Linked DNA regions of Homo sapiens: region 1 is linked to region 2. A link is a loop called in an ENCODE intact Hi-C map of the cell type or tissue named here. Cell type or tissue: Calu3. All regions are shown on one strand.

What was found. A loop is a pair of places that touch in the nucleus more often than their neighbours do. Peaks named below come from ENCODE experiments on the same cell type or tissue, not always from the same donor. Only the 100,000 strongest peaks of a DNase experiment are listed, where the experiment ranks them.
Region 1: a loop joins it to region 2, with 2.2 times the contacts of the local background. A loop is called at or near these places in 2 of 110 quality-filtered maps.

Annotation. Positions count from the first base shown.
Region 1 is chr3:195,850,023-195,852,522 of GRCh38, reverse strand. The region is part of intron 1 of LINC01983 (long intergenic non-protein coding RNA 1983); the gene reads left to right. Among named protein-coding and RNA genes, the nearest start is that of LINC01983, 9.1 kb to the left of the region's middle. RefSeq lists an enhancer at 1,200-1,700. In Calu3, a CTCF peak has its summit at 1,474 (motif pointing right); a DNase peak (open chromatin) is centred at 1,472.
Region 2 is chr3:195,714,808-195,717,307 of GRCh38, reverse strand. No RefSeq gene overlaps it. Among named protein-coding and RNA genes, the nearest start is that of MUC20, 4.9 kb to the left of the region's middle. In Calu3, no CTCF peak of the experiment used is centred here; DNase peaks (open chromatin) are centred at 287, 812 and 1,117.

The DNA.
Region 1 (2,500 bases), 140 kb before region 2:
AGTGTTCCCTTTCTAGGACAAATATTTTGCAACACCTTTACTTTACTGAAATGAAATTCCAAAGGTAATATAATCTGTCCACATACCGTGTTTAAACATCAGCCTACTGTCAGTCACAGATTCGGGGTTTGCCTTACTATACTGAAATTAAATTCCAAAGGTAATGTAATCTGTCCACATACCATGTTTAAACATCAGCGTACTGTTGATCGCAGATTTGGGGTTTGCCACCCACACCAGTCATCCAGGACCAAGACCCTTCCTCCAGCTGCAGGAGTGTCGGCTGCTCACAGCTCACAGCTGAGGCCCAAGAGAGCCACATTTTTGTCCCTGGGGGGAGGGGAAGCACACATCCAGTGACCGGTCGAGTCTCCACTCCGGCATCAATTTGGGACATCTCTGAAGGCCACCCCAGGCCTAAGCCCTGAGGGACCAGCTGCATCCTCTGCTATGACTATATCACAGCTCCACTTCTCCCTCTGCCCGATCCTGTATTATCTGCCCCTCACAGGCACACAAATCTCCCTCTCAGAGTGTTTCCTGGGGAACTCGACCCAAGATGATGCCCTAAGTGTTGTACAAGAGATAAGAGGCTGGGTGTCGTGGCTCACGCCTGTAATCCCAGCACTTTGGGAGGCTGAGGCGGGCACATCACTTGAGGTCAGGCGTTTGAGACCAGTCTGGCTGACATGGTGAAACCTCGTCTCTACTAAAAATACAAAAATTAGCCCAGCATGATGGCGCATGCCTGTAATCCCAGCTACTTGGGAGGCTGGAGAATCACTTGAACCTGGGAGGCAGAGGTTGCAGTGAACCGAGATCACTCCATTGCACTCCAGCCTGGGTGGCAGAGCAAGACTCAAAAAAAAGAAAAAAAAAGGAGAGATAAGAGAAGCGTAGTTTATAATAAATGTGTTCTCTGCACACACACTTAGGCGTGACTACACTAGGACCTCATAGCATGAGTTTCTCAGGTCCCCCCTCAGACCAACTGGACAGGAGACTGCACTTTGACAAGTTCCGCAGGCATTTGTGTGCACTGGCGCGTGAGAAGCGTTTCTCTAAGATGTTACAAGGGTCAGATGCTTGTGCCTAAGTGACTGTGTGACACACGAGGGCGGACGCACGAGTCACGGCCACTCAGATACCACACGCGGCAGGTGCCGCCAGTGATAAGATTTCCACGTCGGTGAACAACTGTTGGTAAAGTGCCGAACAAAACACGTTATGAAACTTTCTCAACTTACACAGTAGTTGCATTCCCGGAAAATTCAGTTTGTCTTAAAATTGTTCGCAAGACTATTTTGTCACGTAGGATCCGTGACATTTCCTCATGGCGCATCACTGCCCCACGCATTGCAGGAGGCCGGGCCCTTCGCGCCGGTAGCCCTTGGCTCGGTGACAACTGAAAACACCCCCAGAGCTTCCCACACTGTCCACTAGGGGACATCACTGTCCTCGTTGAAACACTCCCAGAACTTCCCACACTGTCCACTAGGGGTCATCACTGTCCTCGCTGAGAACGACTGGTCCACCAGAGAGAACCCTGTGCTTGGAACTTGACATGGTATTACACGAATCCTCCTGACAAGCATAAGAAGTCTTATATTCTCTCTCTTTAGCTAAGAAAACCAAGTTCAGAGAAGTTCAGCAGTTTGTCCAGGGTCACACAGCTAGTAAGCAGGTAGCAAGCAAGATCTGGACCCAGGTCTTCCTGTCACCAAAGCCCATGTTTGCCACAACGTGTGCTTTCCAGGTGTTTGTAGGTGATCAAGAGTTGCACGGTCCCTAGGCCGTGGCCAGGTTTATTTATTTATTTATTTATTTTTATTTTTATTTATTTATATTTTCTAGATGGAATCTCGCACTATTGCTCGGACTGGAGTGCAATGGTGCAATCTCAGCTCACTGCAACCTCTGTCTCCCGCGGTTCAAGTGATTCTCCTGCCTCAGCCTCCTGAGTAGCTAGGATTACAGGCGCCTGCCACCACACCCGGCTAATTTTTTGCATTTTTTAATAGAGTAGTTTCACTATGTTGGCCAGGCTGGTCTCGAACTCCTGACCTCGTGATCCGCCCATTTCGGCCTCCCAAAGTGCTGGGATTACAGGTATGTGCCACCGTGGCTGGCCTATTTTTTATTTTTATTTTTGAGACGGAGTCTTGCTTTGTTGCCCAGGCTGAGTGAAATGGCACGATCTCAGCTCCACTGCAACCTGCGCCTCCCAAGTTCAAGTGATTCTCCTGCCTCAGCCTCCCCAGTAGCTGGGATTACAGGTGCCTGCCACCACACCTGGCTACTTTTCGTATTTTTAGTAGAGACGGGGGTTTTGCCATGTTGGCCAGGCGGGTCTCGAACTCCTGACCTCAGGTGATCCACCTGCCTCAGCCTCCCAAAGTGCTAGGATTACAGGCGTGAGCCACCGAGCCAGGCGGTGGCCCATAAGTTTTAAAAAGCTCTCCACGGAGTTGTCATGAGCACCCAGGACTGAGAGCCCCTG
Region 2 (2,500 bases):
GAAAAAAAAGAAAAACAGAGAGAAAGAATCCTGAACACTGACGTGGGGAGGGCAGGTGCCAGCTGCAGTACTAAATACTGGTGTGGGGAGGGCAGGTGCCAGCTGCAGTACTAAATACTGGTGTGGGGAGGGCAGGTGCCAGCTGCAGTACTAAATACTGCTGTGTGGAGGGCAGGTGCCAGCTGCAGTACTAAATAGCAGAGGGGAGGGCAGGTGCCAGCTGCAGTACCAAATACTGGTGTGGGGAGGGCAGGTGCCAGCTGCAGTGCGTGGGGAGGGCAGGTGCCAGCTGCAGTACTAAATAGCGGGGGAAGATTTTTTTCTGAGCAACTTTGAGTCACTGCTCACATCTCATGCCAATGTATTAATCCCAAGTCAAGGGTCAGATGAGGCACTCGGATCTCTCCAGTTGCCAACACAGCTCTTCCAAGTGTACTTTACTTCCTTTCATTCCTGCTCTAAAACTTTATTTATGTATTTATTTTTGAGACAGAATCTTGCTCTGTCGCCTAGGCTGGAGTGCAGTGGCACAATCCCAGTTCACTGCAACCTCTGCCTCTGGGATCAGGCAATTCTCCTGCCTCAGCTTCCTAAGCAGCTGGGATAACAGGCGTGCACCACCGTGCTTGGCTAATTTTTTTTTTCTTTTTTCGTATTTTGAGTAGAGATGGGGTTTCACCATATTAGCCACGATGGTCTCGTACTTCTGACCTCAGGTGATCCACCTGCTTTAGCCTCCCAAAGTGCTGGGATTACAGGTGTGAGCCACCACGCCCAGCCCTGGCCAACTTTTGTTTTTTTTGAGACAGAGTTTCATTCTTATTGCCCAGGCTGGAGTGCGATGGCCCAATCTTGGCTCACTGCAACCTCTGCCTCCCAGGTTTGTAGGATATAATAAATTCTTCTTCAAAGGTTTTAGCCTGTAAATTGTTAAGTACAATGAGTTCTGAGATCCTCTCCAAAGAATCAATGTATCAGTATGTTCAGCTCTTCATTTTAAAGTTTAACTTCCTCGTTTTCTTCATCTCCTTGCCCCTAGTTTCAGTAAACAACCCCCTCCTAGCCTCTATCACCTGCTCCATCCTGAGTCACCCCCAGTCACCTGCTCTAATCTGAGTCATCCTGAGTCAACAGGGTTTCACCATGTTGGCCAAGTTGGTCTCGAACTCCTGACCTCATGTGATCCGCCCACCTCAGCCTCCCAAAGTGCTGGGATTACAGGTGTAAGCCATCGTGCCTGGCCAGTTTTCACTTTAAAATGATCTCTAATACCAACTCTTGGGGTCCGAATGGGTCCCCACTGGTTTCAAATGTTGAGCATGCACAGATTATGTGGATGAGAACTTGCCAGGTGGGCTTACCGAAGGAGACGTGGTAAGAATCGCCTACATCTGCCAGGCCCTGAGGACAGGCCCTCTCCACACCGAGGCTTATTTCCTTGGGTTGCAGAAGAGGAAACGCCAGGGAGCCCAGTATTCTTTGGTTCATTCACTTCTTTTTTATGTTGTAACCTACATACTGTAAACTACGCCCAGCTTAAGTAGCGTATACCCTGATGAATTTTTATGTACGTATGTATCCCCAGGATGTATCCGACACTCAGGTCAAGATACAGAACGTGCTCAGCACCTCAACAGGTGCCCTTGTGTTCCCTTCCAGTCAAGCCCCCACTTGCCACCACAGAATGGAACAATCATTTTTTTTTTTTTTTTAGAGACAGGGTCTCGCTCTGTCTCCAAAGCTGGAGTGCAGCTCCATCATGGTTCACTGCAGCCTCCGCCTCCCGGGTTTGAGCGATCCTCCCATTTCAGTGTAACCACCATTCTTATCTCTATCACCATAGATTAGCTCTGCATGTCTTTGAACTTCATATAAATGGAATCATGCATAGATAGGCTCTTTTGTGTCTGGATTCTCTCTGTTAACACTGTGTCTGTGAGACTCACTCACGCTGTGTGTAGTATTATGCTTCATCCTTTTTTGTTGTTGCATAGTATTCCACTGTATAAATATACCACAATTTATTTGTCTGTTTTCCTATTGCTGTGCATTTGGATTGTTTTGTTTTTCACTATTTTGAATAAAGCTGCTATGAACATCCTTGTGTATGTCTTGGGTATACAGATGGTCCTGGCTTACAATGATTGGATTTAAAATTGTTTGACTTTATGATGGGCTTATCAGGGTATTAAATGTGTTTCTGACTTACAGTATTTTTGACTTACCACGTGTTTATTGGGACGTAACCCCTTCCTAAGATGAAGAGCATCTGTATACATCCAGAATCCTGTGGAGCAACTCATAACCCATGAGGAATGGAAGCCGACAGACAGACTCATCCCCAGGACAGGTGGTTCTCACTACATCTCATAAAGCTTCTTAGAAGATCTTACAGGATTGAGCAACCAGCCAGCCACAGCAGGGGCCAACTGGATAACACGTCTTTGCATAGGCTCTCCCTCTGTCCCTGTCACCCTCCCCTTTTCCTAACCTTGTTCCT